Regions from separate parts of the Homo sapiens genome. Here region 2 is linked to region 1. A link is a loop called in an ENCODE intact Hi-C map of the cell type or tissue named here. Cell type or tissue: sigmoid colon. All regions are shown on one strand. Each heading gives the region's core, and the rest is flanking DNA. Links, peaks and the distances in the headings are about the cores only. Region 1 overlaps ATP11A (ATPase phospholipid transporting 11A). Region 2 overlaps ATP11A (ATPase phospholipid transporting 11A).

Region 1 (8,324 bases), core at 117-8,116:
TGTGTGGTGGCACACGCCTGTAATCCCACCTACTCAGGAGGCTGAGGCAGGAGACTTGCTTGAACCCAGGAGACAGAGGTTGCAGTGAGCTAAGATCACACCATTGCACTCCAGCCTGGGCAATAAGAGTGAAATTCTGTCTCAAAAAAAAAAAAAAAAAAAGAAGAAGAAGTTTTGCAGAGGAGACGAGGGCCTTGAAGGTGAGGAGCGTAGTGGCCAGCCTTTGGAAGTTGACAACGACCAACTGAGAGCAGTCATTGAAGCCGATCCTCTTAAAACTACACGAGAAGCTGCTGAAGAACTCAATGTAGCCATTCCACAGTCGACCGGCATTTGACGCAAATTAAAAAGGTGAAAAAGCTCGGTAAGTGGGTGCCTCATGAGCTGAGCGAGAATCAAAAAAATTGTGATTTTGAAGTGTCATCTTCTCTTATTCTACACAACAAAAACAAACCATTTCTCGATCAGATTGTAACGTGCGCCGAAAAGTGGATCTTATATGACAACCAGTGACAACCGGCTCAGTGGTTGGACCGAGAAGCTCCAAAGCACTTCCCAAAGCCAAACTTGCACCAAAAAAAGGTCCTGGTCACTGTCTGGTGGCCTGTGCCGGTCTGATCCACCACAACTTTCTGAATCTCCACAAAACCATTACATCTTGAGAAGTATGCTCAGCAAATCCATGAGACGCTTTGAAAACTACAACGCCTGCAGCCGGCATTGGTCAACAGGAAGGGCCCAATTCTTCTCCATGACAAAGCCCAACCGCACGTCACGCAACCAACACTTCAAAAGTGGAAAAATTGGGCTGCGAAGTTTTGCCTCATCCGCCATATTCACCTGACCTCTCACCAACCAGCTACCACTTCAAGCATCTCGACAACTTTTACAGGGAAAACGCTTCCACAACCAGCAGGATGCAGAAAATGCTTTCCAAGAGTTTGTCGAATCCCAAAGCCTGATTTTTATGCTACAGGAATAAACAAACTTATTTCTCGTTGGCAAAAATGTGTTGATTGTAATGGTTACTATTTTGGTTAATAAAGATGTGTTTGAGCCTAGTTATAATGATTTAAAATTCACGGTCCGAAACCGTAATTACCTTTGTACCAACCTAAGTCCCCTTATTATTAGTAAGAAACTTAATTGTAAAATGGAGTAATTATATATTTTACATCGTTAGACTCATTTAAAAACCGCAAGTATAGCATGAAATTGACTAGAAACCCTATTTGTCAGGTAATCTTCGCAGTTGACAGAAAAGTAAAACGTAAAAGGAGTATTAATGGCTTTTCCTTAGCACCCTCACTCACAATTTTAGTTCATTAAAAAATGGGTTGATATTGATTTCTATCAACATGTCACCCTTGCAAACCTCAGAGCGACTGAGTCTGATGGACAGTTTCTCGGCTTCCCTGGCTGTCACTCAGATGTGGCCTCTCACTGTGGGCCCCACGTGGGCTGCGTGTGGCCCTGTGAGTTGGTCCCACCCCTGCCCGACAAGCCTGTAGCTTTGGTCGTCTTCCAACGAGTGGCTCTCCCGCCTGTGTTTTGAACTCATGGAGGGGGAGGGGGAGTTTGTGCAGAGAATCTAGGATCATGTGCATCTGATTTTATGTTTTTAATGGGCCTGGCCAAGGAAGAGAGAGTGATTTGGTTCCTGTCTTAACTTGAAGACCCTCTGGGGCAGGCACATGTTCCAGGGTAGACTCCGGGAGGGATGGGTGTGATGTGTCTGTAGGGTTCCAGGCGGGAAGGGGAGTGCCGGAAGCAGGTCTGGGAGGGGGAATTGGGTGTCCCCAGCCAGCCTGTCTCAGGGGCCCATGTGGGACTCTTGGCCAGCCCTCTGTGCCCCTCCTGGCTGTGTCTTCAGGACTAAGCTCTGATTTTTTTTTAAATTTACCCAAATTCCTTTCTAAGGGGTCTGGGGAGTCATGCCCTACAAATCATAAATTCTCATCAGATGGGTTTTATTTAACCCTGTATATCATGACTTACTTTCCAATCTGACTCTGGCATAACAAGGAAGAAAATCAAAATGTTTTACCCCAAAATATATTTCCTTGTCATACCTTGAAATTGCCCTGCAAGGTCACTTGTGGGAAAAATCCACATTCTGTAGAGAATCCTCTTCCCCCTTTGTTTTCCTTCTTTCCTTTCCAGGTCCAGGCAATAATCAACTAAGATCCAGGCACCCTTTTAAGTCTGATAAAAAGCAATTTACAACCTGCCTTCTCTGAAGTCCGCTATCTAAGAGCTTCCTCTGCACAATAAAACTTGGTCTCCACAATCCTTTATCTTAACCTGAACATTTCCTTTCTGTCATCCCAGGTCTTCAGATAAACTCAACCAATTGTCAACCAGAAGATGTTTAAATTTACCTATAGCCTGGAAGCCCCTCGCTTTGAGTTGTCTCGCCTTTCTGAACCAAACCAATGTATTTCTTAAATGTATTTAAGTCTCATGCCTCCCTAAAATGTATAAAACCAAGCTGCGCCCGACCACCTTGGACACATGTTCTCAGGACATCCTGAGGGTTGTGCCACTCATATTTGGCTCAGAATAAATCTCTTCAGATATTTTACAGAGTTTGACTCTTGTTGTCAACTGTCTGCAAATAGGAGCTGCGCCCATGAGGGCATAGCCCAGTTAGGCCGCGCTGCTCCCTGCTGCTGACCAGCCCCTGTTGGAGCTGATGCTGCCCACATCCCACAGCTGAGAGCAAGGGTCTCAACAGCACAGGTCCTCTGCCTGCACTCTGCCCTGGAGCTGGGCATCAGCCATGGTGAGGGCCTGGAACTGCGTGACACCCGGGTGTCAGGCGGCCACTCTCAGCATCCACATTCCCTCAGCATCACGGGGAGGCCGGCTGCAGTCGGGAATCACGAGTGTCATCCATGTGGTCCTCCCTCTTTGCAGACGTGTGTGTGGCCGTGGTGTTTAAGTTGTGTCTGCTGCCTTGGGGGCCCTTTGGAAAGGCTCTTTCTCACAAAGAATGCATCGTGTTCGCAAAGCCAGCTCATGCCTCCTAATGTAAACTCAAAACCCAATTCACCCCTAAGCAAGTGGCCCACACCGTGTGTGACTGGAAAAATCAGTGTTTCCCGACAGGATGTGACAAATGGGGCTGTAGCAGGGCAGGGCCGCTCCCCAGAAAACAAGCGCCCCAGGTTTTCCCTTCTCCTGTACCACTGCCCTGGAAGAGTTCTACCCATGAGGGCCCTTGGAGCCATCTCGACTAGAACGTTAACAGGAAGGAAGGAGCCTGCGGGAGAAGACAGGGCTCCAGGAGGCGGCGGAGGCCTCTGTGGTGGCCAAGCAGGCCCCGCAGGGCTGAGCTGCTGGGTTTTCCTGGGCCTGGGCTGCTCTCTGGTTCCAGGGAGGGGTTGTAACACTCCCGGCAGAGCTGTCTCATGGGGAGGGCGTTCACAGGTGGTGAGTGTGGACAGTGAGGGGAAGACCAGTTCCAGTCTTTGGCAAATGCTGATAGTAATGAAAATCATTTTAAAAATCATAACAGGGCAGACAAGTCACAGCTCTGGTTGGTCTTCACCTGCCGTCACTATCATCCCTGCAGGGAGAGAAGGTTCGGCTCCCTGGGGCTCTCCCAGCCCCGCGTCATGTGAGGGGGCACTAGTCACAGTGCGGGAGGCTTCAGAGCGGAGGGCAGGGCCCCTGCCAACCACCCGGAGCCACCCACCCACCCACCCACCGCTGTTTGAAGCAGGGACTCGGTTCTCAAAGTGCCGGGGTCAGAGGTCACCAGAGGCTGCTGAAATCAGGGTTGGAGGGCTGGCATGTTCGTATTTGGGGGAAGGAGGCAGGATCCCAGGGGACCCGTCCTGCGTGCTGACACTTTACCACGAGGCAGCTGGGCCGCGTGCGGCTCTTCCGACTTTTCATCATGCTTCCTGAGCCAGAGCCATTTAAAAAAAAATGCTGAAATTTAGAAGGTAGTATTCGCTCTAAAATTTTGTCGCTTAAAAAAGTGGCTTGAAGTATTCAGCAGGAAAATTGTCCCAAATTACTTGTTAAAACTAAAAGCTGGGCCAGGTGTGGTGATGCACACCTGTGGTCCCATCTACTTGAGAGGCCGAGGTGGGAGGATCAGATCCCCTGAGCCCAGGAGTTCGAAGCCAACCTGGGCAACATAGCAAGACCCTGTCTCTGATACATACGTAAATAAAATAAAAGTTAAAACTCAAAGGGGAGGAACCTGAGATCCAATTTTAAATCCACCTGATGAGAAAAAAAAAAAAGCAGCCCAGGGACGTCACCGTAAACAGGCACCGCATCCACCAGGGGTCAGGAGTCAGGTCAGGGCTCTGGACTGGGAGGGGCACTGCAGGGACATCCCGTCAGCGGGCACCGTGCGTTGAGCCAGGGGTCAGGGCTTTGGACCGGGCAAGACTCTGTTTTGCTTCCATTTTTTAAGCCTCTGGAAGTCCTGGCTGTTCAGAATTCCAGGCTTGAATTGCTAGTGTTCCCGGGACTGGGAAACAGCCCGGATGTGTGGAGTAAGAGGCAGCTCTTGGATTGCTGTGAACGTAGGGGAGCAAGGCTCCACGCCCTCTCCCAGCCTCTCTGCCTTCTGAATACAGCCCAGGAGCCTGGATGACTCACTTTCTGGAGCACATAGATAAGGAGCGGGTGGAGGGGAGAGGCCTTAGTTAATTAACATTCCTAGGAATCTGAGGCTCCTTCTCCCAGCCCTGTTGTCTGGGTAGCAACGTGCTGAACCCAGAGTGAGAACAGCTGGCTGCAGTGTCAGGGGCAGGACCTTTTGTCGATGAGTTTAAAAAACAAAGCAGAAGCTGCCAGGTGCCTCCTTCGCATGTTGGCTCCCACGTGTTTTCCCCGTTCTCCCTCCCCACCCTGAGTGACACACGCTATGCTGCTTGAAAATAGCACAGATGCATTTTGCTTCACGGTGAAATGTGGCCGGTAGTTCCCCAGGAGTAAACAATGTGGTGGTGCCCACGGGGGAAGAGCAGCTTAATTATGCACCCAGCCCCGCATACAAAACGCTCCCTCCATGGTTAGAATTTGCTGGGGCTAAGGGAGTCAGGGCTGGTTTTCTCCAGCAGCCTTGGAGCTAGGTGGTGTCATTTAAATGGCCCTCAAAGCCCTACCTGGATGTCTTCATTGTGCCACACCAGCCTTTATCCAAGCTCACTGGGCCCCACAGTGTGGCTGATAGTGAGGGTCTGGGGGTGGGGGATCGTGAGGTGAGGGACAGCAACCCCGTCCTGTCCTTGTCTAGGCCTCTGAGACAGGCCCGAAGGACAGGCTTTTCTCTCTACTGTGGGTGATGGTCCCGGCTGGTCAGCTAGCGTCCACAGCCCCTCGACTCCCTGCGCAGAGCCCCTCTCACTGGACCGGCGTCAGTGCCCCACAGAGACTGGAAACCTGTTTCCAAGGTGTGGCTCTATGGCCGGACCACAGTCGGTGAGGTGAGGGCCAGTTCCAGCCAGGGTGCCACCTCTGCCTTTTCTTATGTCCACTGGAAAAAATAAAGAGGGTGTTTGTCATCCCCTGTCTTTTGGGACTCGGGGTTCAGTGCAGGCCAGGGGAGGTTGTGTCTCTGGTGTTTGCTGAACACAAAGCGTATGAAAGTGGTAACACCTCGGAGGTGAGGGCTTTCTTTTTATAGCAGCCATGCTGGAACTCAGTGTCTGAGGAGACCTAGAGTATTTGTTTGAATGTTTGAAAGAGACGTATCTGGTTAATGTGAGCAGAGGCTTGGAAATTTAGAGCACGCTCGACTGTATTTCAGTAGACTTATGACAGCAGCTACACATCCATCCATTTTAGCATTCTCAGAGTATTCTAAAACATGGAGGGCTGGGCACGGTGGCTCACACCTGGAATCCCAGCACTTTGGGAGGCTGAGGCAGGCGGATCACAAGGTCAGGAGTTTGAGACCGGCCTGGCCAACATGGTGAAACCCCGTCTCTACTAAAAATACAAAAATTTGCTGGGCATGGTGGTGGGCGCCTGTAATCCCAGCTACTCAGGAGGCTGAGACAGGAGAATTGCTTGAACCTGGGAGGCGGAGGTTGCAGTGAGCCAAGATCATGCCATTGCACTTTAGCCTGGGTGACAGAGCAAGACTCCGTCTCTAAAAAAAATAAATAAAAACATGGAGTTCACAAAGTGGCATGAATAATCATGAAACGAAGTGACTTCAAAGTGTAATGGTTCTCATGCATGTAAGAATTCATGTTATTAAACAAGTATAAATAAAAAAATTGTGCACTGCATAAGTGACAGATAGTTTTGTAGTATTTGTTAAAGTGCCATCATAGCCGCCTGTGAAAGAGGTCTCAGTAGGTGTCTGATTCTTGTTTAATGCCACAGCTTCTGAGACTCCATTTGTTTCAGGCAGAGTGGACATTTCACTCGCGGTTTAATTTGCGGGAAGATCACATTCTGGCCGTTTAATCTTCTGATGACAGACAGCTAACTGTTGATAAGGATAAAATGAAACCAGACATCGGTTTGCATGTGTCCAGTTGAGGGGAAAAAGGCCGAGGATGCTGTCAGGACGCAGGCAGGCAACCTATTTAGGATGGGGAGTAGCAGTTCAGAGGGTGTAGCTTCCATTCCTGGCCCCAGCCTCCCTTCCACTCCTCCCACCCCTGATCCCAGCCTCCCTTCCATTCTTCCCACCCCAGATCCCACGCCTCCCTTCCCACCCAGCTTCCATTCCTGGCCCCAGTCTCCCTTCCACTCCCCCCCACCCCTGATCCCACACCTCCCTTTCACTCCCCCGACCCCTGATCCCACGCCTCCCTTCCACTCCCCCGACCCCTGGTCCCAGCCTCCCTTCCACTCCCCGCACCCCTGATCCCACAACTCCCTTCCACTCCTCCCACCCGGCTTCCTTTCCTGGCCCCACGTCTACTGGAATTCCACTCCTCCCAGCTGTCTTGCACCCGCTCTCTTTCCCCTTGTTTTCTCTTTTCCTTCCCAATTAGCACCGATTTTCCTTCCCCGATTAGCACCTCCCGCTGCCGCTCCAGCTGTGTTCTCCATCTCCTGGTCTGGGGTGTTCCGCTGCAGCCACAGGACCCCACTGTGGGAACCCACGTCTCTGCAGGGAAATGTTTACGGTGACTTTCCTATGTGTGTGGCTGGCTCGTCAGGGAGCGGTGTGGAGGAGACCTGAAGGACAGCCCTTCCCCTTCCCTTTCTCCCTCCTCACTCCCCGAACCCTGCCCAGCTCTGGGCCTCCCCAGGGCTGAGGAGAGGTGGCGTCTCCACTCCTGACCTGGAGGCCCGTCTGGCTTCTGGCTCCAGCCCCCTCTGCTGCCTTCTTTGTGTGTCTGTGATGGAATACGCGTTCTGCGTGATGAGACTGTTATGGAGACGCAAGAGAATGTGAAGGTGAAGCTTCTCGACCTTGGGCTGGAGCGGGTGGGGTGCTGAGAGCACCGAGAGCCCCTTGCCACCTCGGCTTCTGGCAGGTCAGTGAGGCCACTGTGGATCAGGCTTTTAAGATCATGGGAAAACACACATAACAAACATGCAACATCTTGTCTAGATTTATGTGCACAGTTCAGTGCTTTAGCACGTTCACCTTGTGTCACCATCACCACTGCCCCCCCGCAGAACTTCCGCTTCTTCCCAAACTGAAACTCCGTCCCGCTTAAATTCTCTCCTCCTTCCCCCTTCCCGTAGACCCTGGCAGCCCCATTCAACTTTCTGTCTCTAGGTATTTGTCAGCTCAAATGAGTGACTCACACAGGATTTGTCCTTTTGTGACCAGCTCATTTCACTCAGCACAAAGTCCACAAGGGTCCCTGTGTTGTAGCCTGTATGACTCCGCCGTTCCTTTGCATGGATATACCACGTTTTGCTCACACATTCACCTGTTGAAGGACACTTGGGTTGTTTCCTGCGGCAGCTTTTCCTGACCGAAAGCTTCTCAAAAGGACTAGCCCCCTCAGGTGCCCCAAACTCGATTGCAGAAGACTGTGTTGTCACCTGCCTGCTTCTACAGAGAGGCACCAACCTGGGGTGACATGTGCACTCTTGGCTTTGTAGTGTCCTGGCCCATCCCCGGTACCTGGCCAATCCCCTACACCTGGCCCACCTCCCCACACCTGGCCGATCCCCCCACACCTGGCCCACCTCCCCACACCTGGCCCACCTCCCCACACCTGGCCCACCTCCCCACACCTGGCCCATCCCCCACACCTGGCCCATCCCCGTACCTGGCCCATCCCCTGCACCTGGCCGATCCCCACCCTTCACTTGGCTGAGGCCCCCCCCCACCTGCCTGATCCTCCCCACCTGGCTGATCCTCCCTACCTGGCTGA
Region 2 (8,324 bases), core at 172-8,171, 130 kb after region 1:
CCTGGCAGAGTGCCACGTGGCTTCGCCGTCCAGGGATGCTTCAGGTGCAGAGGGGGCTCTGTGTGTCGGGAGCACCTGCGCCCAGGCACAAACCAGCCGCCTGGCAGAGTGCCACGTGGCTTGGTGGACCAGGGATACTTCAGGTGCAGAGGGGGCTCTGTGTGTCGGGAGCACCTGCGCCCAGGCACAAACTAGCCACCTGGCAGAGTGCCACGTGGCTTCGCCGTCCAGGGATGCTTCAGGTGCAGAGGGGGCTCTGTGTGTCAGGAGCAGGTGACATCACAGCAGAACTGTCGTGGCCTTTGCTGTATGCTGCAGTGCCTGGAAGAGAAACTCGCTTTATCTGAGGCCTGAGAAGCCCACGTTCACAGCACAAGTATGTCCACAGCGATCACAGTGTTACTGGACGTGTGGGAAAAAATGACGCAAACGTTTCCCCTGACTCTTCCAAGTTCAGAGGTGGCCCGGCTGCCTTGCTCTGCATGAGGACAGATGACTCTCCGAAGGGGATTTGTGTTCACCTTCCAGCATTTCAGAAACCAGGACCCCCTTTGGGTCACCCCAACGCCCGTCCCGAGGGCATTTTGTCCCCTTTCGTGTCTTTCCCAGAGAAAAAACAGAGTCCCGGAGCCAAGTTCTTTTCCTCGTTCCTGCCTCTCCTGTGGAATTTCTAGGGTGTAGGAATAAAACGAGGCTTTGGAGGTTATCTGTGGGTTTATTTTTTCCTGACTGTAGCGTGTTAACTGGTCCATTAAAATCTTTAAAAAGCTTTCCACACTGCTATCCCTGTTTTTTGTTTTTTAATAATGGCATAATTTTAAAAAATAATCTAGTCTTCCCCATATTGTGATTAAACTCCTCATTTTTCTCATTTTGTAGGAGAAATTTATCTGTTTTGCAAAGGAGCAGATTCTTCGATATTCCCCCGAGTGATAGAAGGCAAAGTTGACCAGATCCGAGCCAGAGTGGAGCGTAACGCAGTGGTGAGAGCCGGGCTGGGGAGGGCCTCGTGGCGGTCAGCTCCCCTGCTGTCAGGAAGGAATTCCATGTTCCACAAGTTCCTGGCTGGGAATGGCGTATTGTATTCCTTGGGGAATGTTTAGAAATCAGCTGGGCCAGAGGCAGACAGACAGGCAGCCTCAGCCGGCACCGACCCCAGGGGGCCTCCGATACCCAGCCAGGCACAGGCTGTCCAGCCAGGCACAGGCCATCTCCTCCCCAGCCTTGCACAGGGTTTTATTTTCGGGTGGGTGCCAGGTTGGTTGATTGATGTTTTGGGGAGTCAGAATTAGCACGTTTGTGGTTATTGTATTGGAGCAAAAAGTCTTTGTGTTGACGTTTCTAGTGATTTGCTTCAAAACAAATCAGCACTTTCGTTTTCTGTTGTGACATCACCTGTTTGGGTTTCTTTCCCCATCTGGGTCTTAAGCTTGTATGATAAGGTTTCTTTCCACCACTTGTTGTATAGCACCGCCCAGCAGCCCGCACACCTGAGCCTCCCACTCCGTGGGTCCGGCTTTCTGTCTTTGGGGCTGCTGCGGTAGGGGGCCGGCCTGAGTGTCTCTCACAGCAGGGCCTCCCCTCCCCGTCAGACGCGCTAAAGCCGGGCAACACGTGGCTGGGGTGGACACGCTCCCTCCTGTCAGACACCTTAACTCCGGGTGATGCGTGGCTGGGTGGACATGCTCCCTCCTGTGAGAGGTCCTAACGCCGAGCGACGCATGGTTGGGTGGACGTGCTCTCTCCCGTCAGATGTCCTAACGCCGAGTGACGCACGGCTGAGTGCACATGCTCCCTCCTGTGAGATGCCCTAAAGCTACACTGTGCGTGGCTGGGGTGGACGCACTCCCTCCTGTCAGACGTCCTAAAGCTGGGTGACGCATGGCCGGGTGGGCGCGTTCCCTCCCATCAGATGCCCTAACGTTGGGTGATGCGTGGCTGGGTGGACGCGCTCCCTCTGCTCCCCACGTGGCTGCTTTGTCCCACGGTGTCTGCACCCTTCTCCCGACACCACCCTGGGGTCTTCTCCCTCACTCCAGCCCAGGGCAGCACCTCCTCTCACACCGACCTTATCATCTTTTCATGAAAAAGAAACAGTAACTGACAGGCTCTCCTCCCAGAGGTCCAAAATGACGCTGGCCAGAGTGGCTACGCACTGGAAAACAAGACTTCCAAGGCTGGCTCTGCACCAAGGAAGGCTGAACCGAGAGAACCTTGGACTAGAGGTCGTGGTACTCAGCGCTCCCTTCACTGACCATTTAAATGTAAAGCAATGTTTGTCCTCGCTGTCAGTCGCAACACTTGATTACTGTAGATGTCAGAGCATTAAGAATTCCTGCCGATGGACAGGAGCCCTTTCGCTCGCGAGCCCGTGCGTGCAGCAGCCAGAGCCTGTGAACTTCGTGGAATGCTGTCGACGTGCGGATCATCATCTTTACGTTGCTATTAAAACAGCTCCTGGCACTACAAAGTAGCTGCGTTGGAGCCAACAGGAATCCATAAATCAGCAGCAGGTTAAAGATTGTTGAACTTCTCTGTGAGGGATCTGGAAAATACATCACTGACTTCCACCAGCCACAGAGCTGCAGGGTGGGAGCCGAGCGGGTTCCTCTGAGCAGCACAAGCGTCCTGCGCTTCGACACACAATGAGCCTCAGTACAGGGGCGTGTGGGGGCTCCTGAGGGGGCAGCTCCATCTGCAGCTCGCTTTCCAATAGCGCGAGGCTGTGCTTTGCTGTGACGTGGTCGCCGTGCCATGCTGAGCACACGATGGCTACAGGTCACAGGTGACTGGTCCTCCATGGAGGGTCTTCATGGCCTGAGTACCAAATATCTTCCACCTGCTGGATCCCCACTGCTGCTGCCCAGGAGAGTAGGCGCATGGATTATGTGAATTGTGATGATTGTAAAGTCCACTTGCTGCTTGTTTCAGAAAGTCTTCTTGAGATGTAATTGCCATACATTGATCTATACATATTTAAAATGCGAGAGCAGCAAGGGCATTGACACACGAACACACAGGTGGAGGCTTTGCCTGCTGGGAAGGGGACGCATCCCTCACCCTAGAGACTGTCTCGCGCCCTCATACTCCCATCCCTGCCAACTCCCACTCGCTGGAGACCACCGCTCCACTCGCCGTCACTGCAGATTCGTGCCCACCTTCTGGAGCTTCCTATCAGCAGAATCACAAAAGGCGGCTGTTGTATCCGGCGTCTTTCACTCCCATAACTGCTGAGACTCGGCCGTGTGGGCCCGTTCATTTCTGTCGTGAGGAACAGCAGCACTCGTTCAGTTGCCGAGCACTAGCGGTACTAGTTCAGCGGCCGCTAGTCCAAGTACCTCTAGCGGTACTAGTCCAAGTGCCGGGCACTAGCAGTACTAACCAGTCCAGTTGCCGGGTGTTAGTGGTACTAACCAGTCCAGTTGCCGGGTGTTAGTGGTACTAACCAGTCCAGTTGCCGGGCACTAACAGTACTAATCAGTCCAGTTGCCGACTGCTAGCGGTACTAGTCCAGTTACTGGGCACTAGCCATACTAACCAGTCCAGTTGCCGGGCACTAGCAGTACTAGTCCAAGTGCCAGGTATCAGTGGTACTAATCAGTCCAGTTGCCAGCCGCTAGCAGTACTAGTCCAGTTACCGGGCACTAGCCATACTAACCAGTCCAGTTACTGGGCACTGGTGGTACAGACCAGTCCAGTTGCCAGCCACTAGCGGTACTAGTACTAGTCCAAGTGCCGGGCAGTAGCAGTACTAACCAGTCCAGTTGCCAGGCGCTAGCAGTACTAACCAGTCCAGTTTCCAGGCACTAGTGATACTAACCAGTCCAGTTGCCGGGCACTAGCAGTACTAACCAATCCAGTTGCCAGCACTAGCGGTACTATTCAGTCCAGTTGCCAGGCACTAGTGGTTCTAACCAGTCCAGTTGCCGGCACTATCGGTACTAACCAGTCCAGTTGCCAGCACTAGCGGTACTATTCAGTCCAGTTGCCAGCACTAGCGGTACTATTCAGTCCAGTTGCCAGGCACTAGTGGTTCTAACCAGTCCAGTTGCCAGCACTAGCGGTACTATTCAGTCCAGTTGCCAGGCACTAGTGGTTCTAACCAGTCCAGTTGCCGGCACTAGCGGTACTAACCAGTCCAGTTGCTGGCACTAGCGGTACTAACCAGTCCAGTTGCCAGGCACTAGTGGTTCTAACCAGTCCAGTTACCAGGCACTAGCGGTACTAACCAGTCCAGTTGCCAGCACTAGCGGTACTATTCAGTCCAGTTACCAGGCACTAGCGGTACTAACCAGTCCAGTTGCTGGCACTAGCGGTACTAACCAGTCCAGTTACCAGGCACTAGCGGTACTAACCAGTCCAGTTGCCGGCACTAGCGGTACTAACCAGTCCAGTTTCCAGGCACTAGTGATACTAACCAGTCCAGTTGCCGGCACTAGCAGTACTAACCAGTCCAGTTGCCGGCACTAGCAGCACTCGTTCATTTGCCGGGCACTCGCAGTGCTAGTTCTTTCTACGGATGGACCAGTTTCTTGATTCTTCCGCCTGTTGGCAGACATTGGGTTGTTTCCAGTTGGGGCTGTTTTGGAAGCAGCTGCTGCGGGCCGCCTGCTGTGCGTGTCTGGGGCTGAGCCGATGTGTCCTTTTCTCCTGGGGACCCTCCTGTCAGAGCGTCTTCATTTCTCTTTCCACAGCTTCCCTTTTCTGGCTGCTTTTGAGGTGTTTCGTGATGGGATGCCTTGGTGGAGTGATGCTGTGTTTCTTTGCTCAGCCGTGTTGAGCATCTCGGATCTGCGGCGTTTCATCAAGTTTAACATTTTTCAGCAATTATTCTACAGATATTTTTCTTCCTTGCTCCCTTTCAGCAGTTCCAGGACCCATGTACTCAACTGCCGGATGTTGTCTCACCGCTTACAAAGGCTTTTCCCTTTAAGGTTTTCCACGTTTCTTTAGAGACGGTTTCTGTTGCCATGTCACGAGTTTTTCCCGTGCAGCGTCTAACCTGTCAGCACCCCACGCAGGACACCCCTCTCCTCAAACATCGGAGTTTTCATGTCTAGAAATTCCGCCAGCGTGGTTTTGTATCCTCATGCCCCTACTTAACATGGGGCGTGTGTGATAACGATTGCGGTGACTGTTTAAATCCTCCTCGCTAACGGATGGGACGTGTGTGATAACGGTGGCAGTGACTGTTTAAATCCTCCTCGCTAACTGCACCCCTGCTGCCAGCTCTGGACCAGCCACAGTGTTGCACAGTCCCCTCGTTTGGGGCAGGGACGGTGCCCCTGCGTGATGGTGGCCTGTGGCCGGATGCCTGCCTGTGGGCTTTGTTGGATGCTGGGTATCGTGGTCCTCCTGGAGATCTTAAATCTTGTTCTGGGGTGTGGCTGAGTTCCTGGGAACAGTCTGTTCCTTTCAGGCCATGCCTTCGTGATGTCCAGCAGACCCACAGCAGTGCCTGCCCCGGGTGGTGCTCCCCAGACTGCCAGGCCCTGAGCGCTGTGCCTGGTGAGTGGCCATGCCTCCTGGCAGCAGGCTGTCCCACCCTCCTCCTAATGGCTTGTTGCTGGCCTCCAGGAGCTTCCTCACAGTTGCAGGTGCTTGAGGGGCCGTCCACAGCCTCTGGCATCCACTCCATCCTAGGAACTCTGGTGCTTGTTCCCTTGACACCCAGGTCTGCCCCATAACTCAGGGAATTCACTGGCTCCGGCTACGTTCCCCTGCCCGAGCCTCGGCCTGGAAGCTCTCCGGGTAGTGAGCTGGGCACTTGCAGGGCCCCCTCGGTTGGCAGCATTTTATTTTGAAATAATTACAGATTTAGGAGAAGTTAAAATAAGTAGAAAGACAGTCCAGAGGGGCCTGTGTGTCCTTCGAGTCCAGTTAATTTCTCCTTTCGCTGGCTGTGCTTGCTGTCATATCGAAGAAACTGCTATGAAATCCAAGATGATGAAGATTTGCCACCACTGTGTTTTTTTCTATAAGTTTTCTAGTTTTAGCTCTTAAATGTAGGAGTGTAATCCATGTTTGGCTAATTTTTGCATCTTTCATAAAGTGAGGGTCCTACTTTATTTCCCTGCATGCAGTTATCCAGTTTTCCCAGCACCATTTGGTGAAGACTCTCCTCTCCCACTGAGTGATACTGACACTCTTGCTGAAAAGCATTTGATTACGGTACCTGGAGGTTTATTTCTGGGCTCTCTGTTCCATCCCATTTTCTCTATGTCTGTCTTTATCCCAGTTCCCGCTGTTTTGATTACTGTCAGTTTCTAGCAGGCTTTGAAACCAGGATATGTGAGTCTTTCAACTTTGTTCTTCTGTTATAAAATGGTTTGGCTATTCTGAACCTCTTGAGATTTAATAGGAATTTTAGGATGGGCTTTTTCATTTGTGCAGAAAATGCCACTGGGGGCCAGGTACGGTGGCTCATACTTGTAATTCCAGCACTTTGGGAGGCTGAGGCATAAGGATCACTTGAGGCCAGAAGTTTGAGACCAGCCTGGGAAACATAGCAAGACCCTGCCTCTACAAAACATACAAAAGGAAAATCAGCCAGGGGTGGAGGCACACATCTGTGGTCCTAGCTACTAGGCAGGATGAGATGGAAGGGTCGCTTGAGCACAGAAGTTTAAAGCAGTAGTGAGCCGTGATGGCACCACTGCATGTTTCCACGGGCAACTGAGTAAGACCCTGTCTCAAAAAAAGAAACGGAGGAAGGGCGGGAGGGAAGAGCCATTGGGATGTTGATAGGATTTCATTTAATCAGTAGATCACTTTGGGTAGTGTTGTCATCTTAACAATCCATGAACATGGGATATCTTTCCATTTATTTAGGTATTTTATAATTTCTTTCAGCAAACTTTGGTATTTTTCAGCCTTGAGTCTTTTACCTCCTTGGTTAAATTTATTCATAAGTATTTTACTTTTGTTGATGCTACTGAAGTGGAATTTTTTTTTAATTTCCTTTTCATATTGTTCATTGGTAGTGTATAGAAATGCCACTAGTTTTCGTGTGTTGACTTTGTACCCTGTGTCTTTGCTGAATTCAGTTAGTGGGGAGCACATTCTTCATGGTCTTCTGGATATAGGATCATGTCATCTGCAAATAGGCCTTAGAAAGGCATCCTTTCTAATGTGGAAACTTTCTTTTTCTCTTTATAGCCTAATCCTCTCACTTAGAGCATCTAATACTCTGTTGAATAGAAGTGGCAAAAGCAGGCATCCCTGTCTTGTTCCTGATCCTACGGAAAAGCTTTCAGTCCTTCACCATGGAGGGTGATGTTAGCTGTAGGTTTTTCTTTTCTTTTTTTTGAGACAGAGTTTTGCTCTTGTCGCCCAGGCTGGAGTGCAATGGCACGATCTCGGCTCACTGCAACCTCTGCCTCCTGGGTTCAAGCCATTCTCTTGCCTCAGCCTCCCGAGTAACTGGGATTATAGGCATGCACCACCACGCCTGGCTAATTTTTGTATTTTTAGTAGAGATGGGGTTTCACCACGTTGGCCAGTCTGGTCTTGAATTCCTGACCTCAGGTGATCTGCCCACCTCAGCCTCCCAAAGTGCTGGGATTACAGGCGTGAGCCATCATGCCTTGCTGGTTTTTTCACTTAAGTGGTTTTTACCACGTTGAGGAGGTTTCTTCTCTCCCCAGTTTATTAAGTGGTTTTATCACCAAAAGGTGCTGGTTTTTTTTCAGATGCCTTTTCTGCATCAGTTGAGATGATCATGTGGGATTTATGTCATGTATTGCATTGACTTTCATATGTTGACTCACTTTTGCATTCCTGGAATAAACCCCACTTGGTCGTGGTGTATGATCCTCTATGTGCCATTGGATTCAGTTTGCTAGTATTTTGTTGAGCATATTTGCATCTATATTTCTAAGGGATATTGTTCTACAGTTTTCTTGTAGGGTATTTGTCTGGCTTTGTTTTATGTGCTGTGTCCAGGGTTTTCGTAGTACTTAGCAGGAGGAATAGAGAAAAGTATTTCTGTTCTGTGTTACCACAAGAGAAAGTCCCTGATTGACTTTTAAAAGCAGCGACATATTTATTTCCAAAAGCTTCTGCTTATCACTCACAGCAACCTAAGTTCTGGGACCATTTTGGGTTATTATCCTGTAAAACCATTTTCTTGTTATGTAATTTTTCTGGTTTCAGACTGAAGCTATATATCTTGTATGTTTTATTGCCTCTTAGGAAAAGTCAGAGAATTCATTCTGCAATTCGCATTTATGTCTCCAATCTGTAACTTGATCAACAGGTGCACAAAAGATCTAATTTCAACCACTTATTTATTCAGCAAACGTTGTTGAGTTTTGGCTGTGTGC

Evidence for each region. Hi-C counts contacts between places; a loop is a spot of excess contacts. Peaks named below come from ENCODE experiments on the same cell type or tissue, not always from the same donor. Only the 100,000 strongest peaks of a DNase experiment are listed, where the experiment ranks them.
Region 2: a loop joins it to region 1, with 1.9 times the contacts of the local background. A loop is called at or near these places in 1 of 110 quality-filtered maps.

Annotation. Positions count from the first base shown.
Region 1 is chr13:112,707,273-112,715,596 of GRCh38, forward strand. All of the region lies in intron 1 of ATP11A (ATPase phospholipid transporting 11A), which reads left to right. Among named protein-coding and RNA genes, the nearest start is that of ATP11A, 21 kb to the left of the region's middle. RefSeq lists an enhancer at 6,541-7,370. In sigmoid colon, for the core only: no CTCF peak of the experiment used is centred there; DNase peaks (open chromatin) are centred at 3,799, 4,679 and 5,509; H3K4me3 peaks cover 761 bases; H3K27ac peaks cover 1,313 bases.
Region 2 is chr13:112,841,397-112,849,720 of GRCh38, forward strand. It overlaps ATP11A (ATPase phospholipid transporting 11A), which reads left to right. Exons shown (of 30, transcript NM_015205.3): 17 at 880-983. Among named protein-coding and RNA genes, the nearest start is that of ATP11A-AS1, 91 kb to the left of the region's middle. In sigmoid colon, for the core only: no CTCF peak of the experiment used is centred there; no DNase peak of the experiment used is centred there; H3K4me3 peaks cover 737 bases.